Linked DNA regions of Homo sapiens: region 1 is linked to region 2. Evidence: chromatin loops called from intact Hi-C (ENCODE). Cell type or tissue: CD4-positive, alpha-beta T cell. All regions are shown on one strand. Links, peaks and the distances in the headings refer to the core of each region. The heading gives the core; the rest is flanking DNA.

Region 1 (5,000 bases), core at 1-5,000, 1.1 Mb after region 2:
GGAATTACAGGCATGAGCCATCGTGCCCGGCCAACAGTTGATTTTTAAATTAGATTTCTTAGCTGGGTTGTTGAATGTAAGGTTGGTTTTATTTTCTTCTTAAAATTGGGATGGATATCTTTGTATATGTAGCTTTAAATGAAATTGTGTGTGTCATTTTAAATTTAGATCCTTCTGCGGATACATGGGACCTCTTCTCACCTTTAATATCATTATGGATAAACAGGTTTTACATTTATTTGGGCTTTGCTGTTAGCATTAGCCTTTGGATTTGTGTCCAGATTGTCATCAAGACGCAGGTAAGTGGAGTTATTTTTTTTTTAATGGAGTATTTAGGCATCAGATTTTATAGAGGATTTAAATACTAAAAGGAACCTTTAATTACTTTTGTGTTTGGTCTTTAGACATTTTAATGAAATGCCTAAAATAAATTTCTTCTCTAAGTTTTTGGAGACTAAGTTATCTTGGATTAAGTTCTTTACTTTTTCTTTGATAGGTGTGTCTCATTTTTAAGATACAGGAAGATTTTTGTAATGAAAAGTGAACCTTTTATATGAAAAACAAATTTGTTTTATACCTTTAAGGGTCAGTAGTCCTCTCTTTCCATTAATTAAGGATCAGAAAATAAGTTCCTACTATTATTCTACTAAAATACCTTATAGGATAAAAGTATGTAAAGTTTTTTCTTGGAGGGAAAGGAAATCATGAGCCTTAAAAATGTGGGTCCTGCCTATTAAAGGACCTTATTATACCAAGGGGCTAATATTTGAGGAATACAACCAGAAAGATTAAGAGAAAAATACAGTGTGTCAGATTAAGAGAAAAATAAAATGTGTCAGTATCTGTGCTAATTTTCATCCCTGCTGAAGTTGGGAAACGATTTAGACTTGATGGATTTTGTGTAATTATTTGTCTTCAAGGGCAAGAACTTACAGGAAAAATCTGTTCCAAAAGCAGCTCAGGATTTGATGACAAATGGTTATGTCTCCCTTCAAGAGAAAGACATCTTTGTGTCTGGAGTGAAGATTTTTTATGGTTCTCAGACTGGAACAGCGAAGGTAAGAAATTTATATGATGCTTTTCCTTTGGTTTCCTGACATTTTAAGAAAATCCCTTTAGCAGTGAACTTTAGCAGTGAACTGTCCTTTAGCAGTGAACTGAATTGGTCATCTAACCTTCTTTATTCTTTCTCCCAGCCTTTTCCCCTCAAATATTTTTCCATTCTGTGACGGTAGGCAGGTTTCATCTCCTGTGCCCAGTTAGAGCTGATTGGTGGTGTCTGATGGTCAGTGTCTTGAGGGGGCCTTTGTTCTGAAGTTTGCTTCTGCCTCAGCAGGCTAGAGAAAGTTGTGAGTCCATTATCGATGCCCATGGGTATGGAAGTAGGGAATAGGGAAAAAAGGATGGCACTAATAGTTCCAATATGGGCCTGACTTTCACATCACACATCTATGTTTATTTTTTATTTTGTTTTTTGAGACAGAGTCTCACTCTGTCACCCAGGCTGGAGTGCAGTGGCACGATCTCGGCTCACTGCAACCTCCACCTCCACCTCAAGCGATTCTCCTGCCTCAGCCTCCCGAGTAGCTGGGATTATAGGTGCCTGCTACCATGCCTGGCTAATTTTTGTATTTTTAGTAGAGATGGGTGTTTTGCCATGTTGGCTAGGCTGCTCTCAAACTCCTGGGCTCAGGTGATCCGCTTGCCTCGGCCTCCCAAAGTGCTGGGATTACAGGCGTGAGCCACTGCACCTGGCCTCACGTCACACATCTATGTAATGAAACTTGTTTTGATTTCTAATAGTGCTAAAAGTGTTAAAGGTAGACACTAAAGTAAATACAGCTGATATCTAGTTGAAAGATGCTTCCCATTCTCTCTCTTTTTTGCGGGGGAACAGTGTCTGGCTGTAGTGCCATCTAAGCTTCAGTTGCTTATCTGTGAAATGGTAAATTGCAGATGGTAATAGTATGGTTATCTCAGGGTCACTGTGAGGATTTAGTGATATTATCTGGCATGTACTTTGATTTCTCCTTTTTGCTTTTTTTTTTCTTTTTTTAAAGACAGGGTCTCTCTCTGTTGCCCAGGCTGGAGTGCAGTTGTGCCATCTTCGCTCACTGCAACCTCTGCCTCTCGGGCTCAAGGCATCCTCCCACCTCAGCCTCCTGAGTATCTGGGACTATAGGTGCATGCCACCATACCCAGCTAATTTTTGTACTTTTTGTAGAGATGGGGTTTTGCCATGTTGCCCAGGCTGGTCTTAAACTCTTGGGCTCAAGCAATCTGCCCGCCTCGGCCTCCTAAAGTGTTGGGATTACAGTCGTGAGCCACCGTGCCCAGTCCCATTCTCTAATTATATCTAGATGCTACCTGTTTCTGTGTTACAAGGTCACAGCTATTTTAAAAAAATTTATTTTATTTTTGAGATGGTATCTCACTCTGTCCCCCAGCCTGGAGTGCAGTGGTGTGATCTCGGCTCACCACAACCTCTGCCTCCTGGGTTCGAGCAATTCTCCTGCCTCAGCCTCCCTAGTAGCTGGGATTACAGGTGCCTGCCATCACATCTAGTTAATTTTTGTATTTTTAGTAGAGACGAGGTTTCACCATATTGGTCACACTGCTCTCAAACTCCTGACCTCAGATGAGCCACCCGCCTCAGCCTCCTAAAGTGCTGGGATTACAGGCGTGAGGCACCGCTCCCAGCCAAAAAATTTATTTAATTTTTTTGTAGAGACAAGATCTTGCAATCTTGTCCAGGCTGGTCTTGAATTCCTGGCTTCAAGATATTCACCCACCTTGGCCCTCAAAGTGCTGAGATGATAGGCATGAGCCACGAGGCCTAGCCAGGTCACAGCTAGTTAGTGCTTTCTAGGAAAAGATTTTAAGGAAGGCTAGCATGAAAATAAATTAGAGGAAAAATCAAGGTCTGTTACTTTTGTGGACTACTTCAGAGGGTTCTACTGCCCTCTTGTGGAAGTTGCGCAGAATAGTACTTCTTAGGTTTTCACTACTTGAGTGCAGATACTTTGCTTCATTTTACAGTCGAAGGTCAGTTGTTAAGTTAAACCTTAAGCAGTGGAGGTGGGAAACCTGAAAAAAAGCAAAAAGGTGTCTGAGCAGCCAAAGCAAAGTCCTTTTAATGTTACTTATAAAAAACCTTTTTCAGAGCCTCTTTATGCATGTTTTTACCTTTTTAAAAAAAATGATCAAAAAGATCAAACGAATACTTGCAGATGGTAACAAATCCAGGTGTACAGAAAGTTCATAATGAAATGTACTCTCCAGAAACCTTTTAACTATTTCTATTTTTAGTTCCTCTGATGCTTATGCTGTGTTTCGAGATTTATCAACATTACACAAAAGTTATTGGCTCTTTATATTAATTAGTTTATACAAACAGCCCTCAAGTCTCAGTGGCTTAATGTTGCTGTCCATATCATAGTTGATTTTGGGGTAGATAGCCATCTTCCATCTTAAAGCTGCGCCATCTGAATTTATTTTTATTTATTTTATTTTATTTATTTATTTTTTATTTATTTATTTTTTTGAGATGGAGCCTCGCTGTGTCGCCAGGCTGGAGTGCAGTGGCGCGATCTCGGCTCACTGCAACCTCTGCTTCCCGGGTTCAAGCGATTCTTCTGCCTCAGCCTCCTGAGTAGCAGGGACTATAGGCGCCCACCACTATGCCCAGCTAGTTTTTGTATTTTTAGTAGAGATGGGGTTTCACCACGGTGGTCAGACTGTTCTCGAACTCCTGACCTCATGATCTGCCCACCTTGGCCTCCCAAAGTGTTGGGATTACAGGCGTGAGCCACCGCGCCCAGCCTTTATTTTTATTTTTTAAGAGACAAGGTCTTGGCCTGGCGTGGTGGCTCATGCCTGTAATCTCAGCACTTTGGGAGGCCGAGGTGGGCAGACCACTTGAGGCCAGGAGTTCGAGACCAGCCTCGGCAACAAAGCAAAACCCCATTTCTACTAAAAATACAAAAAATTAGCTGGGCGTGGTGGTGCACGTCTGTAATTCCAGCTACTTGGGAAGCTGAGGCAGAAGAATTGCTTGAATCTGGGAGGTGGAGGTTGCAGTGAGCCTAGATTGCACCACTGCACTCCAGCCTGGGCAGCAGAGTGAGAACCTGTCTCAAACAAAAAAAAAAAAGGAAAGAAGAAAAAAAGAGATAGGGTCTTGCTCTGTTACCCAAGCTGGAGTGCAGTGGCATGATTTTAGTTCACTGCAGCCTCGACCTCTTGGGCTCCAGCGATTCTCCTGACCCACCCTCCTGGGTAGATGGGAATATGGGCTTGTGCCACCATGCTGGGCTAATTAAAAAAATTTTTTTTGTAGAGATGGGGTCTCCTTATGTTGCCCAGGCTGGTCTTGACTCCTGGCCTCAAGAGATCCTTCTGTCTAGGATTACAGGCATGAACCACTATGCCCAGCCCATCTCAATATTGGGCTAGGATTACAGGTGTGAGCCACTGTGCCCAGCCCATCTCAATATTTCTTCATTCTGCTGTTGGATTTGATTGATTCATATTTGGTCGTGTGTAGAAGACTATTAAAAACTTTTGCCTCAGAAGGCGTAGCTTCATTGTCTTCCAGCATGTTAGTATTGCTAATGAGAAAGCGAATTTGTAGATGACTTGATTATTTTGTTTCTGGAAGATTTTCGGATCATTTCTTTGTCCTTGATTTCTGGAAATTTTATGGGAAGGTGACTATTTGGATCTTTTTCAGCTATTGTTCTGTATACTTGAATTTTTTTTGTTTTGACGATTTGTATGCATTTTGACGATTTGTGTGCATTAGTTCTGTTAATATTTCTTGGATGAATTTTTTTTTCCCCTTTTCATTTCTTTTTTTCTGGGATTCCTGTGGGATGTTCTACCTTTTGGATCGTCTTCTGTGTCTCAGATCTTTTCTCTTATATTTTTTGTAACTTTTTCTTTTTCTTTTTCTTTTTTCTTTTTTTTTTTTTTTGAGACAGGGTCTTACTCTGTCACCC
Region 2 (16,208 bases), core at 8,596-13,595:
CATGCCTGTAATCCCAGCACTTTGGGAGGCCGAGGAGGGCGGATCACGAGGTCAGGAGATCGAGACCATCCTGGCTAACATGGTGAAACCCCATCTCTCCTAAAAAAAGTACAAAAAATTAGACGGGCATGGTGGCGGGCACCTGTAGTCCCAGCTACTCAGGAGGCTGAGGCAGGAGAATGGCCTGAACCCAGGAGGCGGAGCTTGCAGTGAGCTGAGATATAGCCACTGCACTCCAGCCTGGGCGACAGAGCAAGACTCCATCTCAAAAGAAAAAAAAAAAAACTTAGCTGGGTGTGATGGCGGGCCCCTGTAATCCCAGCTACTCAGGAGGCCAAGGCAGGAGAATCGCTTGAAATCAGGAGGTGGAGGTTGCAGTGAGCCGAAATTGTGCCATTGCACTACAGCCTGGGCAACGAGCGAAACTCCGTCTCAAAAAAAAAAAAAAAGTGGCCAGGCGTGGTGGCTCATGCCTGTAATCCCAGCACTTTGGGAGGCCGAGGCGGGTGGATCACGAGGTCAGGATATTGAAACCATCCTGGCTAACATGGTGAAACCCCGTCTCTACTAAAAATACAAAAAATTAGCTGGGTGTGGTGATGGGAACCTGTAGTCCCAGCTACTCTGGAGGCTGAGGCAGGAGAATGGCGTGAACCCGGGAGGCCGAGCTTGCAGTGAGCCGAGATCGTGCCACTGCACACCAGCCTGGGCGACAGAGTGAGACGCCATCTCAAAAACAAAAACAAAGAAAGAAAATATCTGCCTTATATCTGTCCTACCATTATATTTTGGAGGCACCTTTTTTTTTTTTTTAATTTCACAGGCTCACAGCTGTTGCCTCAGAATGAATTGTGCCGTGGGTCTCACCCATATCTGATTTAGATGAGACTCTGAACTTTAAACTTTTGAGTTGGTCCTGAAACAAATTAAGACTTTTGGAGCTATTGGGATGGAATGAATGTATTTTGCAGGTGAGAAGAACATGAATTTGGGTGGTTGGGGCAGAATGCTATGGTTTGAATGTATCCTCCAAAGTTAATGTGTTGGAAACTTAATCCCCAATGCAACAATGTTGAGCGGTGCAACCTTTAAGAGATAATTAGGTCAGGAAGACTTTGCCTTCAGGAATGGATTAATGTCGTTATTGTGGGAGTGGGGTTCATTATGATGCGAGTGAGTTTCTTATGAAGGATGAGTTCTGCCCCCTTCCTGCTCTCTCTCACCATGTGATACTTTCTGCCATTGTCTGATATAGCAAGAAGGCCCTCACCAGATGTAGCCCCTCTACTCAGACTTCCCAACCTCCAGAACCCTGAGTCAAATAAATTTCTGTTCATTATAAATTACCTGTTATAGCAGCACAGAATGAAGACAAGTGCGTCTGAATTATTCACCCTGGAGAGAAGAAACTGGTTTAAAAAACGCAGATTTTTTAGTGTCTCCCAGAGCTCTGAATCTAAATCTCTGGATATCTAAACCTCTGGACATGTAATTTTTAACAATTTTCCTGGTGATTCTTAAGCACTTCAAATTTGAGAACTGCTGCTCTATACCCAATATCATTTTAACCTGGAAAATATGCACTCACCAACCGTTCAATGTTATTACCTGAGTTTGCCTGATCATAAAGGTCACTAGAGGGCTTAATAAAAAACCAAACACCGAATGTTCTCACTCATAGGTGGGCACTGAACAATGAGAACACATGGACACAGGAAGGGGAGCATCACACACCGGGGCCTGTTGTGGGGTGGGGGGAGGGGGGAGGGATAGCATTAGGAGATATACCTAATGTTAAATGACGAGTTAATGGGTGCAGCACACCAACATGGCACATGTATACATATGTAACAAATCTGCACGTTGTGCACATGTACCCTAAAACTTAAACTGTAATAAAAAAATAGAACTAAGAAGTTACATAGTATAATATGCCATGAAAGTAAATGTATTTAATAAGAGAAGAAATGGAAAATATCAAATAAAGCAATATAATAATTTCAAAAAATATATATATATATTTACATTCTTAGGTCGCTCTGCTGGTGGGAATCATGAATGAAACAAAGCCCAAGAATTTACATTTATTTACTTATTTGCTCTTTTTAAAATGGAGTCTCTGTCACCCAGGCTGAGGTGCAGTTGTGCGATCTCAGCTCACTGCAACCTCCACCTCCTGGGTTCAAATGATTCTCTGGCCTTAGCCTCCTGAGTGGCTGGGATTACAGATGCCCGCCAACATGCCCAACTAATTTTTGTATTTTTAGTAGAGACAGGGTTTCACAATGTTGGCCAGGCTGGTCTCAAACTCCTAACCTCAGGTGATCCACCCAACTTGGCCTCCCAAATTTCTGGGATTCGAGGTGTGAGCCACCATGCCCAGCCAAGAATCTACATTTAAATGCAGTTGTTAAATGTTCTTCTAAGTAACTGTGTACACATTTATCTATTTTGTGGAATTACTGGAAGATAGATCACTTACATTTTGGATAGCTTTAGCCCAGTATGATAATTTTAGTTTTTGAATAGCAGTTTATTTTAAGCCATTGCTTCCAGAAGAATTTAATCTGATCCAATGTTGCATTTTTCTTTCACCCATAGAGACAAGAATGAAGATAATAGCTATAGCATTTATTGAACATTAACTATGTGCCTGTCACCATGTAACTGATTCTCCTCAAACCCTCAGAGGCATGGACCACTGTACTACTGCCATCCCCATTTTATGGAGAAGATACTGAGGCAAAGGGGAGTTAAGTACCTTGCTAGGCACAGGCAGTTATTAACGCGGTAGAGCTGGGATTCCAAACCATTCTTGTAAGCAACGCAACACTGCGTCTCTGGACTTAATCCAGACAAATTTCTCTGATGCTTAAAAGTTGCCTGCATTAAATGCGCTTTTGTGAAATTCCTTCCTTCCTTCCTTCTTTTTTTTTTGTTTTTTTTTTGAGATAGAGTCTCTCTCTGTCACCCAGGCTGGAGTGCAATGGCACAAACTCCGCTTACTGTAACCTCCACCTCCTGGTTCAAGTGATTCTCCTGCCTCAGCCTCCCGAGTAGCTGCAATTATGGGTGCCCACCACTACACCCGGCTAATTTTTGTATTTTTAGTAGAGACAGTGTTTCATCTTGTTGGCCAAGCTGGTCTCAAACTCATGGCCTCAGGTGATCTGCCTGCTTTGGCCTCCCAAAGTGCTGGGATTACTGGCGTGAGCCACCACACCCGGCCAAAATATATTTCTTATATAAAAGAGAAAGTTTTCCTTGTGTTGTGTTCTACTCATGGTTAAAAGGTTCCTAAAATGGGCCTTGTTGTTTTCTCTTCTTCTTCTTCTTCTCTAGAGCAGCTAGAAAGAAAGACACTTGTTCTTAACCCAAAGAGGCCTCTTCTAAAAATGTTTTCTATATTGGTGAGACTAATTAAACTGGAAAAGTTCATCAACTAAATGATGAAACAAGGTAAAGCCTTTTGTTAATTATTTTTGAATAATTTATTCCTGGCCTGCCACCGTGGCTCACGCCTATAATCCCAGCATTTTGGGAGGCTGAGGTGGGAGGATCACGAGGTCAAGAGATCGAGACCATCCTGGCCAACATGGTGAAATCCTGTCTCTACTAAAAGTACAAAAATTAGCTCAGTGTGGTGGCACATGCCTGTAATCCCAGCTACTCGAGGGGCTAAGAAGGGCACTTGAACCTGGGAGGTAGAGGTTGCAGTGAGCTGAGATGGTGCCACTGCACTCTAGCCTGGTGATAGAGTGGGACTCCGTCTCAAAAAAAAAATTATTCCTGGGCTCCGTATGACTTGTTGAGGAATTGCAAGATACTGGGAAGTCTCTAATTAGGGAGTTTTAGAATAAACAGAAGTATAAACATTCATAGGAGTTAGATTTGAAGACAACTGCTTTTAACACACAGACCCACCAGGAAGTGAGCATCTTGGTGGGGGTTATTTATTATGTGTTTTACTTTGAACAGAGAACATGCACGTTCATTAGCTCAAAAGTGTTCTTGTCCTCGCATAGTGAAGGAAATGTGTGCAAGATAAGGATGAATGTGGCATGCAGGGAGATCCAGGCACGGCTGGCATTTGGCTTTGCTGATGGCTGCAATGTGGACTGTGGACTGTGGGCAAATTAACTCACCACTTTTTGAATGGCCTTTAGAGAGGAAATCCTAAAAAGATTCCAGGACCTGCAGCAGCCACACAGGAGATTGAGTATTCAAGGGAATAGAATGCTGGAGAACACAGAGACAGTTAGGTTAACTAAAGAAGATGAAAAATTAGTCTGGGCTCAGTGCTTCATACTTGTAATCCCAACACTGTGGGAGGCTGAGGCAGGAGCATCACTTGAGCCCAAAAGGTTGAGGCTGGCCTGAGTGACATAGTGAGACCCCCATCTCTACAAAAAATAAAAAGAAATCAATTGGGTACGGTGGCATGCACATGCGGTCACAGCTACTCGGGAGGCTGAGGTGGGAGAATTGCTTGAGCCTGGGGAGGTGAGACCCTGTCGAGGAGGAAGAGGAGGAGGGGGAAGAAGAGGAGGAAGAAAAAATAGAAGAAGAGCTGGGTGTGGTGGCTCATGCCTGTAATCCCAGCACTTTCGGAGGCCGAGGTGGGCAGATCATGGTCAACAGATGAAGACCATCCTGGCCAACATCATGAAACCCCATCTCTAATAAAAATACAAAAATTAGCTGGGCGTGGTGGCATGTGCCTGTAGTCCCAGCTACTCAGGAGGTTGAGGCAGGAGAATCACTTGAACCCAGGAAGCAGAGGTTGCAGTGAGCTGAGATTGTGCCACTGCGCTCCAGCCTGGTGACAGAGGGAGACTCCATCACTAAAAAAAGAAAGAAGAAGGAGAAGGAGAAGGAGTAGGAGAAGAAGAAGAAGAAGAAATGGTCTCTGAGCAGCCATGAAGAGTAGGAAGATAACCCAACCTACCTCTCGCTGGGTCTATGGGGAAAATATTGATTAAGGCAGAGCAGGTCTTCAGAGAGAGACTAGGTTTGGTGAGTAAGAGATTCGAAAAGCTAGAAGGGAATGAGGATATTTAAGTTACTCTTATTGCATAATATATAACCCCAAAACTTTGGGTGCTTAAAATCATCTTTTTTTTTTCATGGTTCTGGGAGTTGACTGGGTTCAGGTAGGTGATTTTCACTCGGGGTGTCTCATGCTGTTGCAGTGGCTGGGGCTGGAGTCTTCACAAAGCCTTCTTCAGTCCCATGTCTGGCAACTGATGTTGGCTGTCATCTGAAACCTGTGCTGGGACTGTTGATTGGAACATCAAAATGTGGCCTCTCCCTGTGATCTGGGCTTCCTCACAGCATGGTGGCTGGGTTCAAAGAGCAAGCATCCCAGGAAGACCATGGAGAAAAGGTGTCCCCTTTTATGAGCTACCTTGAATCACTTCTGCCAGTCACAGACCTTCTTGAATTCAAGGGGGAGGAGCACAGACCTGACCTCACCATGGGAGCAATGTTAAAGTTATGTTGAAGAAGAGCACATGCTATTATTATTATTATGTCTTGCTCTGTCACCCAGGCTGGAGTCCAGTTGTGCAATCTCGACTCACTGCAACTTCCACCTCCCAGATTCAAGTGATTCTCCTGCCTCAGCCTCCCGAGTAGCTGGCATTACAGGCACATGCCACCATGCCCAGCTAATTTTTGCACTTTTAGTAGAGATAGGGTTTCCCCATGTTGGCCAGGCTGGTCTCAAACTCCTGACCTCAGGTGATTCACCTGCCTAGGCCTCCCAAAGTGCTGGGATTACAGGTGTCAGCCACCACACCTAGCACATGCTATTAGTAAAAAGTCAGAAAACAGTCAGGTGAGATGGCTCGCACCTGTAACCTTGCACTTTGAGAGGCTGAGGTGGGCAGATAACTGGAGGTCAGGAGTTCGAGACCAGCCTCGGCAACATAATGAGACCCCCATCTCTATACAAATAAAAAATTGAAAGTCAGAAAAAAAAAGATGTTGGTGAGGATTCAGAGAAAAAAGGAACGCTTATACACCGTTGGTGGGAATGTAAATTAGTACAACCATTACAGAAAACAGTAGGGAGATTTCTCAAAAAACTAAAAATAGAACTGCAATCCAACCAGCAATCTCACTACTAGATATCTACCCAAAGGGAAAGAAATCAATATATCAAAAAGTACCTGTACTCATATGTTTATCACAGCACTATTCATAGTAGCAAAGATATGGAATCAACCTAAGTGTCCATCAACAGATGATTGGATAAAGAAAATATGGTACATGTACACCACGGAACATGACCTAGCCACATAAAGAATGAAATCGTGTCTTTTGCATCACTGTGGATAGAACTGGAGGCCATTCTCCTCAGTGAAATAATTCAGAAACAAAGTCAAATACTGAATGTTCTCATACATGGGAGTTAAACAATAGGTACACATGAGGAGCAACAGATATTGGAGACTCCAAAAGATGGGAGGATGGGAGGAGGGTGAGGGGTGAAAATTTCCTATTGAGTACAATGTTCACTATTTGAATCATGGCTACACACAAAGCCCAGACCTCAGCACTCCACAATATATGCATATAGCACTCCACAATATTTGCCCCTGGTCCAGTTGTGAAGTCTCATACAGAGTATCAATCAGTCAATGTTCTCCCTTGGTTTTGAATGTATTTCTTTTACTTCAAGAGTAAGTTGTCAAGTGTGGTGGCTCACACCTGTAATCCCAGCACTTTGGGAGGCCGAGGCGGGCAGATCACTTGAGGTCAGGAGATCAAGACCAGCCTGGCCAACATGATGAAAACCTGTCTTTACTAAAAATACAAAAATTAGCCAGGCATGGTGGCAGGCACCTGTAGTCTCAGCTACTCAAAGGCTGAGGCAGGAGAATCTCTTCAACCTGGCTGATGGAGGTTGCAGTGAGTCAAGATCACACCACTGCACTCCAGCCTGCGTGACAGAGCTAAAAAAAAAATTTATAAAAATAAAACTAAATAAATAAAAATTGTAAAAAAAGCACACGGGATGGCAGAACTTGTTGCAGCCACCTTGGAATATAGAATTTGCCACAGAGGGCAAGTAGAAAAGTATGTCAGAGTTTAAGATTTCAGAAATCTAGCCATCCAAAAGGATCATAAGAGCCATTCCTGTGGCGGCTTTGGGGAGTGGATGCAAAGGTCATCAGAGCTGAGAAAGACGTGGGATGATGAGTCAGGCGAATTGCATGCTCATCCACATGGATGCTGACATCCTCAGGAAAGCAGAAGGACTTCAGATAACAGAGGGCAAAACACGATTTCATTCTTTTTTTTTTTTTTTTTTTTTTTTTTTAGAGACAGGGTCTTTCTCTGTCACCCAGGCTGGAGTGCAGTGGCATGATCATAGCTCACTGTAGCCTTGAACTCCTGGGCTCAAGTAATCCTTCTGCCTTGGCCTCCTGAATAGTTAGGGCTACAGTGTGTGCCACCACGCCTGGCTAATGTTGTATTTTTATTTTTTGTAGAGATGGGGTCTTGCTATGTTGCCCAGGCTGGTTGATAACTCCTGGCCTCAAGCGATTCTCCCACATTGGCCTCCCAAAGCATTGGGATTACAAGCGTGAGCCACTGTGCTCTGCCTCAAAACACTCTTTTAAAAGCTTTTGTTTTTTTTTTTCTGTAGTGGTGAAATAATTAACCTCTGTGGTGAGGACTTCCTTTTTATTTGGGAAAAGATATTTGCTGTGGGCCTATTGTTTCTGCAAAAATACTAGTAGCTAACATTTTTTGAGTGTCCATTCATTCATTCATTCATTCAAAATATATATATGGGGGCCAGACATGGTGGCTCACACCTGTAATCCCAAGGCCAAAGCGGGTGGATCACCTGAGGTCAGGAGTTCGAGACCAGCCTGACCAATATGGTGAAACCCCATCTCTACTAAGTACAGAAAAAAAAAAAAAAAAAAGCCAGGCGTGGTGGTGCATGCCTGTAATCCCAGCTACTTGGGAGGCTGAGGCAGGAGAATCACTTGAACATGGGAGGTGGAGGTTGCAGTGAGTCGAGATTGCATCATTGCCCTCCAGCCTGGGCAACAAGAGCAAAACTCTGTCTCAAATTTAAAAATAAAAATAAAAATAAGTGAGGGCTTATGAGGCATCAAAGGTCATTTATAGAATGTTGTTAGCAATTTAATTCATGATAGCTAAAAATGGGCCAGATGTCCATCCGTAGTAGAATGGACACGTAAAATTGTGGATATCTAATATAATGGACTATTATACAGTAATGAAAAATAACAATCACTATTCACAATAGCATGGGTAAACCTCCCAGACCTATTGATGAAAGAAGCCAGATGATCAAGAGATCTCATCAACTGAGTAAAGGAATCTATAAGAAGGGAAGTTGCAGGAGTCTACTTAGATTTATTAAAATCATTAGGGATGTAGAGTGAGGTTTTTGTTTTTTGTTTTTGTTTCTTAATCAGTGTGTCATTCTGTCATCCAGGCTGGAGTGCAGTGGGGCAACGTTGGCTCATTGCAGCCTCAATCCACACCCCTGCCCCAAGCCCTCTGGGCTCAGTCAGTCCTCCCAAGTAGCTGGAACAACAGGCATGCACCACACCTTGCTAATTTTGTATATATTTTTGCAGAGACCAGGGCTCCCTATGTTGCTCAGGCTGGTCTTGAACTGCTGGCCTCAAGCAATCCTCCTGCCTCAGCCTCTCAAAGTGTTGTGAGCCACCCCACCTGGGCAGAGCAAGGATGTTTTTGAGGACTGTGGTAGATAGCTTCCTCATATTCATGTCCTGTGTAATCCTCTCCCTCTGAGCATGGGCTGGACCTAGGGACTATTTTCTTTTTCTTTCTTTCTTTCTTTTTTTTCTTCTTTTTTTGAGATGGAGTTTTTCCTTGTAAGCCAGGCTGGAGTGCAATGGTGTGAGCTTGGCTCACTGCAACCTCCACCTCCCAGGTTCAAGTGATTCTCATGCCTCAGCTTCCCAAGTAGCTGGGTTTACAGGCATGTGCCACCGCATCCGGCTAATTTTTGTATTTTTAGTAGAGACGGGGTTTCACCATGTTGGTCAGCTGGTCTCGAACTCCTGACCTCAGGTGCTCTACCCACCTCGGCCTCCCAAAATTCTGGGATTACAGGTGTGAGCCACCATGACTGGCTGGACCTAGAGACTATTTTCTAAGTAGCAATAGACTTCGTAAAAGTGATGGGATGTCACTTCTGGGATTAGGTTTCAAAAAAGGACTGTGATCTCACTCTCATTTTCTTTTTCTGTCTCTTCCTCTTTCTCCTCCCTCTCCCTGGGGTAAGCCTGCCGCTTCTTACCAAGAGGTGCAAGTGGACAGGAAATGATGTCTCCAGCCAACAGCCAGAGAGGACCTCAGGCCTGCCAGCAGCAGTGGAAGTGAGTTTGAAAGAGGATTCTGAAGCCTTGAGAGAGCTGCAGCCCTGGCTGACAGCTTGATTGTATCCTCATGAGAGCCTGAGCCAGAGGACACAGCTAACCTCACCCAGATTCCTAGCCCGTGGAAACTGTGAGGGAAAAAAAAGTTTATTGTTTATTAACTGCTAAATTTGGGGTGATTTTTACCCAACAATAGATAACGAATACAAGGATATTGCTTATTATTCAAAATCACTATATAAAGCCCCTGAAAAATTGAAAGCTGCAACCAGGGAAACACTGAAAATCTCCAAGAACCCTGTGTTTCTTCTTAAAGACAGTGAGAAAAAGCACATACATCTGTTTTCCTTTTAGTTTTGGCCACCAGGAAGCTCAGAGCCAAATTTATGATGCAATTTTAATAACTATGTAAGCCCCTATGGCCTGCTTATCTGTGTTCTTATTCCTGGCCTTTCATTTTATTCTGACTTTTCTTTTTCTTCGTCCTGATTGTATTAGCTCATCTTTATTTTTCTATATTATATGAGTTATGGTAAGCAACTTCAAATTCAGCTTACGGAAAAGCAAGGCATTCGTAAATCTCTCTTTTTTTTTTTGAGACTCTTACTCTATCGCCCAGGCTGGAGTGCAGTGGCACGATCTTGGCTCACTGCAACCTCCACCTCCCGGGTTCCGGCAATTCTCATGCCTCAGTCTCCCGAGTAGCTGGGATTACAGGCGCCCACCACGACACCGGGCTAATTTGTTTTTGTTTGTTTTTTGTATTTTTAGTAGAGACGCGGTTACGCCATGTAGGCCAGGCTGGTCTCGAACTCCTGACCTCAAGTGATCCACCTGCCTCGGCCTCCCAAAGTGTTGGGATTACGGGTGTAAGCCACTGTACCCGGTCCATAAATCATTTTTTAAAAATAGTTTTTAAATTTAAAACATAGTTTTGCACATTAAAAAAAAAGTTTTGCACAGGTCTAACCGAAGGTGGTGGTGGGAAGATCAGGTCATAGGTGTGGGTCTCTGGAGCTCCAAGCATTGGCCAGGGTTGATTTGGATTGGGTCAGAAATATACAACGAAAAAGGGAAAAAGGATGGCAATTGATTGCCATCCCCAGAGGGAGGGGCCGAGGGTTCGCCCAGTCACCCACAGTGGCATCCTTGCAATGTGCTAGTTAGACCGCTCCTTTAAGTCCCTCCCGCACTGGCCCGCTCGGCCCCGCCCCTCTCTGGCTCCGCCCCTCCCCACCCCTGCCCCGCCCATCCCCACCCCTGCCCCACCCCTTTCTCCCCCGGGCTCCACCCCTCGCGCGCGACCGGCCGCGCGGCGCAGCGCCACGCCGCCTCAGTCTCCGCCCGCCGATCCGGCCTCTTCGGCCGTTGCGCACTCCACCCCCTCCCTCCGCGCCCGCGCGCGCCTTCCCCGCCCCGTCCGCCTCACTCCTTTTGGGGCGGTTGGGCCGCGCGCCTGTGGGGGCGGGGCCCGGAGCAGGCCACCGAGCCAATGGGGCGCGGCGGCGGCGGCGGCGGTGGTGGCGGCGGCGGCGGAGGCGGCGGTGGCGGCGGTGGCGGCTGGGTCGGGCCCCGACGGGCGGCGGCGGCTGAGGTGGAGGCGGAGGGAGGCGGCGGCGGCGGCGGCGGGAAGATGGCGGCTCCCGTCCTGCTAAGAGTGTCGGTGCCGCGGTGGGAGCGGGTGGCCCGGTATGCAGTGTGCGCTGCCGGAATCCTGCTCTCCATCTACGCCTACCACGTGGAGCGGGAGAAGGAGCGGGACCCCGAGCACCGGGCCCTCTGCGACCTGGGGCCCTGGGTGAAGTGCTCCGCCGCCCTTGCCTCCAGGTAGCCGGCTTGGGGGAGTGGGCCAGGAGCGGCCGAGCGGGGCGAGGGTGGAGTCTCGGGGTGGGGAGCGCGCGGCGGGAGCTCAGGCCTGGGGGCGGCGGGGACCGGGCCGCTGGGGAACTGACGGGGTCGGGTCGGGGCCAGGCGGGGGGCGGCGGCGGGGCGCTCCTGCCCGGGGGGCGGCCTGAGCCCAGGCCGCGGGGCGGAGGTGGCGGGGCCGCGAGGCAGCCGGGGAGGGATGAGGTGGCAGAGTGCAGCCGGGAGGCCGGGGCGGACGCGGAGCGGTCGGGCGGGCTGGGGCCCGGCTGTGCAGGAGCGCGAGGGGGCTGCGGAGGGTGGGTCCAGGCTGGCTTGACAGGTTTCCTGGTTCTCGGGAGGCGGGCCGGGGGTGTGGGACCTTGTCCACCGCACCCTTGAGACCAGCGGCAACCTCTTGTCCCCCCGATCGCTGCAGCCGAGGCTTTGGGGCCGGCGCGGAGACAGGGGGGTTGCCTTTCCCACTGTCTTCCTGGTGCTAGGACAGGTGTTTCCGTGGTCAGGCCTCTTTGTACTCCAGCGCTAGTGAGAATTTGCAGACTTAACTGGGACGGTGACATTTGCTGGCAAACACGAATTTGACCCTACTGTGGAAGAAGATACCCGCACTTAACATATCTGATTTCTTGGATTCCCTCTCGTATGTTTCAGTGTGCCAGGAGAAGGAAATGGTCTGAGTTTGGGTCTAGTTTAAGCTTCATTGGAGTAAAGGACAAGTATGTTATGTATATGGTGGTGTTTTAGGCATTGGAATGACTTTTAAACGTTGTTGCCTATTAGCATATTCGAGACCAGCATATTGGTCAGGCTGGTCTCGAACTCCTGACCTCAGGTAATCCACCCACCTCTGCCTTCCAAAGTGCTGGGAATCAAGCATGAGCCACCGCGCCTGGCCTGCTTAAGTGCTTAAAATTGACTTTTCTTGGCCGGGCACAGTGGCTCACGCCTGTAATCCCAGCACTTTGGGAGGCCGAGGCGGGTGGATCATGAGGTCAGGAGTTCAAGACCAGCCTGGCCAACATGGTGAAACCCCGTCTCTACCAAAAATACAAAAATTAGCTGGGTGTGGTGGCATGTGCCTATAGTCCCAGCTACTCGGGAGGCTGAGGCAGGAGAATTGCTTGAACCTGGGAGGCAGAGGTTGCAGTGAGCCAAGACCACACCATTGCACCCCAGCCTGGGCAACAGAATGAGACTCCATCTCAAATAAATAAATAAAATATAAATAAATAATTTTTAAAAATTGACTTGTCTTTAAAAAAGTGTATTTAGCATACACTCTAAATATTCTCATAGTTATATCCTGCAAGAGCTGCATGTTTGTGCATAAAACATCAAGTAGTATATTAAAAGTATGTATAAGTACATGTAAGACTAAAGGTAACTGGATCTCTTTATAGTTTTAAATGTGAATTTAATATGTTGTGACTGAAAGTGATGTTTCATTGTGTAGCTGTGGACATAAAATAGTTTAACTTAGATGCTTGCCAAAGGAGGGTAGGTAAAAATAAGATTTGCTAATAAGAAGAGTAGATAACTTATTTGCCATGTATACAGTGAAATTAAGAAATTTGTTCAATTTGATCAGCCTGTTTATAAACTACTTGCAAAAATCAAGTAGCTTATAAACTACCCATTTAATAAATGAATTTACAAATCAACTTGTTTTGCAGGTAGTTTATATGCAGGCTGATCAAAATCACATATGTATATATACATATATAATCACATATATGTACATATATAGACTCATTTTCTTTTGGAAGTGTGTAGACAAAACATCATTGAAAGTTTTTATTTTGTCAAGCTGAAAGACACTTTTCTTTTTTTTTCTGAGACGGAGTCTTGCTCTGTCACACAGGCTGGAGTGCAGTGGTGCGATCTCGACTCACTGCAACCTCCACCTCCCGGGTTCACTCCATTCTCCTGCCTCAGCCTCCTGAGTAGCTGGGACTACAGGCGCCCGCCACAACGCCCTGCTAATTTTTTGTATTTTTGGTAGAGACGGGGTTTCACCATGTTAGCCAGGATGGTCTCGATCTCCTGACCTCGTGATCCGCCCTCCTCGGCCTCCCAAAGTGCTGGGATTACAGACGTGAGCCACCGCGCCTAGCCTGAAACAGACTTTAAATGAAAGCTGATTATTGGACACCTCAAGTTAGTTTTTTTTGAGTGGTGATTGCCATGTAGCAGTAGTACTCAAATATGTGACTCTTTTAGGAAAAGAAAGTTTGAGCCCAGAGGAAAGTTAACAGACAAAGATTCTGAAGAAAATCATCTTCCAGGATCCAGAGTCAGCACGTGGTTTTGGATTGCTCAAACTCACTTTATTCTCATTTCGCAAGCCCTGTGTCTTAATCCAAACACGGTAAGGTAGAGATTAATGAGAGAATCTTGAGAGGCAGGTGTTATCTGTGTGTAAAGTCCTCTATTATTTTGGGGAGGCATAATGATGGAAAGTTCCAGATTTTATATTTCTAAAGAAATATTTCACCGAAATTAGTAGGCTACAATAGAAATGCTGATTTTTCAATTCTACCATGTACAGCCAGTAAAAACAATAACACACCACTATCTCCTGTCACCATCATTTCATTTAACAAAAGGATATTTCCATTCAAACAATTTGAAAGAACAGAATCTCTCAGAATAAAATATTTTTAAATGGAATCATTTAGCTATATGGAAAAGTTTACTTTCAGACCAGCCTGGCCAACATGCTGAAACCCCGTCTCTACTAAAAATACAAAACAAGCTGGGCGTGGTAGCATGCACCTGTAATCCCAGCTACTCGGGAGGCTGAGGCAGGAGAATCACTTGAACCTGGGATGCAGAGGTTGCAGTAAGCCAAGATCGCGCCATTGCACTCCAGCCTGTGTGACAGAACGAGACTCTGTCTTTAAAAAAAAAAAAAAAAAGTTTACTTTCGTGTCCTTACTTTTTCCCATTTTCCCATAAATCGGTGAAAACTCTGCTGCAAACCTGCACCAGCCTGCCAGCTAACATTCAGTTAGCAGTCCCTGCCCCCTTGGTTTGGTACACTGAGCTCAAATCTAAGGGATCTGGGTGGGCTTCCACCTCTCCCAGTTCTTAGGCTTGTGGCCTTATCTTCATGGTGCCTCAGTTTCTTATGTTAAATAGGGCTTTTAACACCTACTTAGGGCCTGGTGCAGTGGCTCACACCTGTAATCCCAGCAGTTTGGGACGCTGACACCTGGCAGACCTCTTGAGCTCAGGAGTTTCAGACCAGCCTGGGCAACAGGGCAAAACCGTGTCTTTACAAAAAATACAAACGTTAACCGGGCATGGTGGCGCATGCCTGTATTTCCAGCTTCTTGGGAGGCTGAGGTGTGAGGATCACTTGAGCCTGAGAGGCTGAGGTCTGCAGTGAGCCATGATGGTGCCACTGCACTCCAGCCTGGGTGGTAGAGAGAGACCCTGTCTCAAAAAAAGAAAAACAAAAAAACCTACTTTGCCAGATTAGTGTTACGATGAAAAGTGATACATGTATGTTCCTGAAATAAAGCCTGTCCTCAGTTATAGCTGTTACCATTGATTGGAGATGTTCTTTTTTTTCCAGTGTTTGATAATAAATGCCTTTAAGTATAAGTTTCTTGTACATACTTGTTTATATGTTTAAACATTAATTGTTTTAATGTAGTTTATTGCTGACTTTATAGCATAGTATAAAGATGTGTTCATTTAAAACAATTTTGAAGTTGTGCAAGAGAAACTAATGCAGAATATTCTTTTTTTTTTTTTTGATGGAGTCTCGCTGCTCTGTCACCCGGACTGGAGTGCAGTGGCATGATCTCAGCTCACTGCAACCTCCACCTCCCGGGTTCAAGCGATTCTCCTACCTCAGCCTCCCAAGGAGCTGGGATTACAGGTGCCCACCACCATGCCCGGCTAATTTTTGTATTTTTAGTAGAGACAGGGTCTTGCCATGTTGGCCAGGCTGGTCTTAAACTCCTGACCTCAGGTGATCTGCCTGCCTCAGCCTCCGAAAGTGCTGAGATTATAGGCATCAGCCACCGTGTCCAGCTGTAATATGCAGAATATTCTATGTAGGTATTTTCTATATATAAGACCCCCTCTAAGAAGGGTTTCTATGTAAGAATAGTACAAATGATCTGGAAAGGTTAATAGGCTTGACAAATCTATGTTTCTTAAAACTGTAAAAATAGTCTGGTTGTCCTATGGTCTATGTATAGAACATATACCATAGGGGATTGGTTTCAGGACCCCTGTTTTTACTGAGATCCTGGCATACTCAAGTCCCCACTGTGGGCCCTGCAGAACCTGAATGTGAAAATTTGGGCCTCCATATATGCAGGTTTCGGTCTGCATTTGGTTGAAAAAGATCCACGTATAAGTGAGCACACACAGCTTAAACCCGTGTTGTTCAAGGGTCCACTGCATTTGAAAATCAAGTCCATAAAAAAGTTGCCTTATTTTACAAAATGTCGGATTACTACCTCTCCCATATCTTAAAAAAAAAGTACCATCTATTTACTACCCCATTGAGATAATAAAACTTTTAGAATTAGAATAGAACCTAGGGCTGGGCATAGTGGTTCACGCCTGTAATCCCAGCACTTTGGGAGGCTGAGGTGGGTGGATCACCTGAGTTCAGGAGTTTGAGACCAGCCTGGCCAATATGGTGAAACCCCTTGTCTACTAAAAATACAAAAAATTAGCCGGGCATGGTGGTGGGCACCTGTAATTCCAGCTACTCGGGAGGCTGAGGCAGGAGAATCACTTGAACCCGGGAGGTGGAGGTAGCAGTAAGCCGAGATTGTGCCACTGCCCTCCTGCCTGGGCAATAAGAGGGAAACTCTGTCTTACAAAAAAAAAAAAGAACCTAGAAGTATTTACTGCTCTTTGCTTTGTCTGAGACTCAGAGGTTAAGTGACTTGCCCAAGATAGCACAGGTAGTAGCAAATT

What was found. A loop is a pair of places that touch in the nucleus more often than their neighbours do. Peaks named below come from ENCODE experiments on the same cell type or tissue, not always from the same donor. Only the 100,000 strongest peaks of a DNase experiment are listed, where the experiment ranks them.
Region 1: a loop joins it to region 2, with 5 times the contacts of the local background. A loop is called at or near these places in 4 of 110 quality-filtered maps.

Annotation. Positions count from the first base shown.
Region 1 is chr7:66,997,897-67,002,896 of GRCh38, forward strand. TYW1 (tRNA-yW synthesizing protein 1 homolog) reads left to right here. Exons shown (of 16, transcript NM_018264.4): 2 at 169-299; 3 at 921-1,058. Among named protein-coding and RNA genes, the nearest start is that of TYW1, 3.6 kb to the left of the region's middle. In CD4-positive, alpha-beta T cell, for the core only: CTCF peaks have their summits at 2,903 and 3,132; a DNase peak (open chromatin) is centred at 2,903.
Region 2 is chr7:65,862,341-65,878,548 of GRCh38, forward strand. VKORC1L1 (vitamin K epoxide reductase complex subunit 1L1) reads left to right here and starts at 10,734. Exons shown (of 3, transcript NM_173517.6): 1 at 10,734-11,225. The coding sequence starts at 11,032. RefSeq lists silencers at 10,426-10,485, 10,506-11,005, 10,719-10,898, 11,446-11,515 and enhancers at 10,581-11,132, 11,684-12,235. In CD4-positive, alpha-beta T cell, for the core only: no CTCF peak of the experiment used is centred there; DNase peaks (open chromatin) are centred at 10,801 and 11,561; H3K4me3 peaks cover 1,030 bases.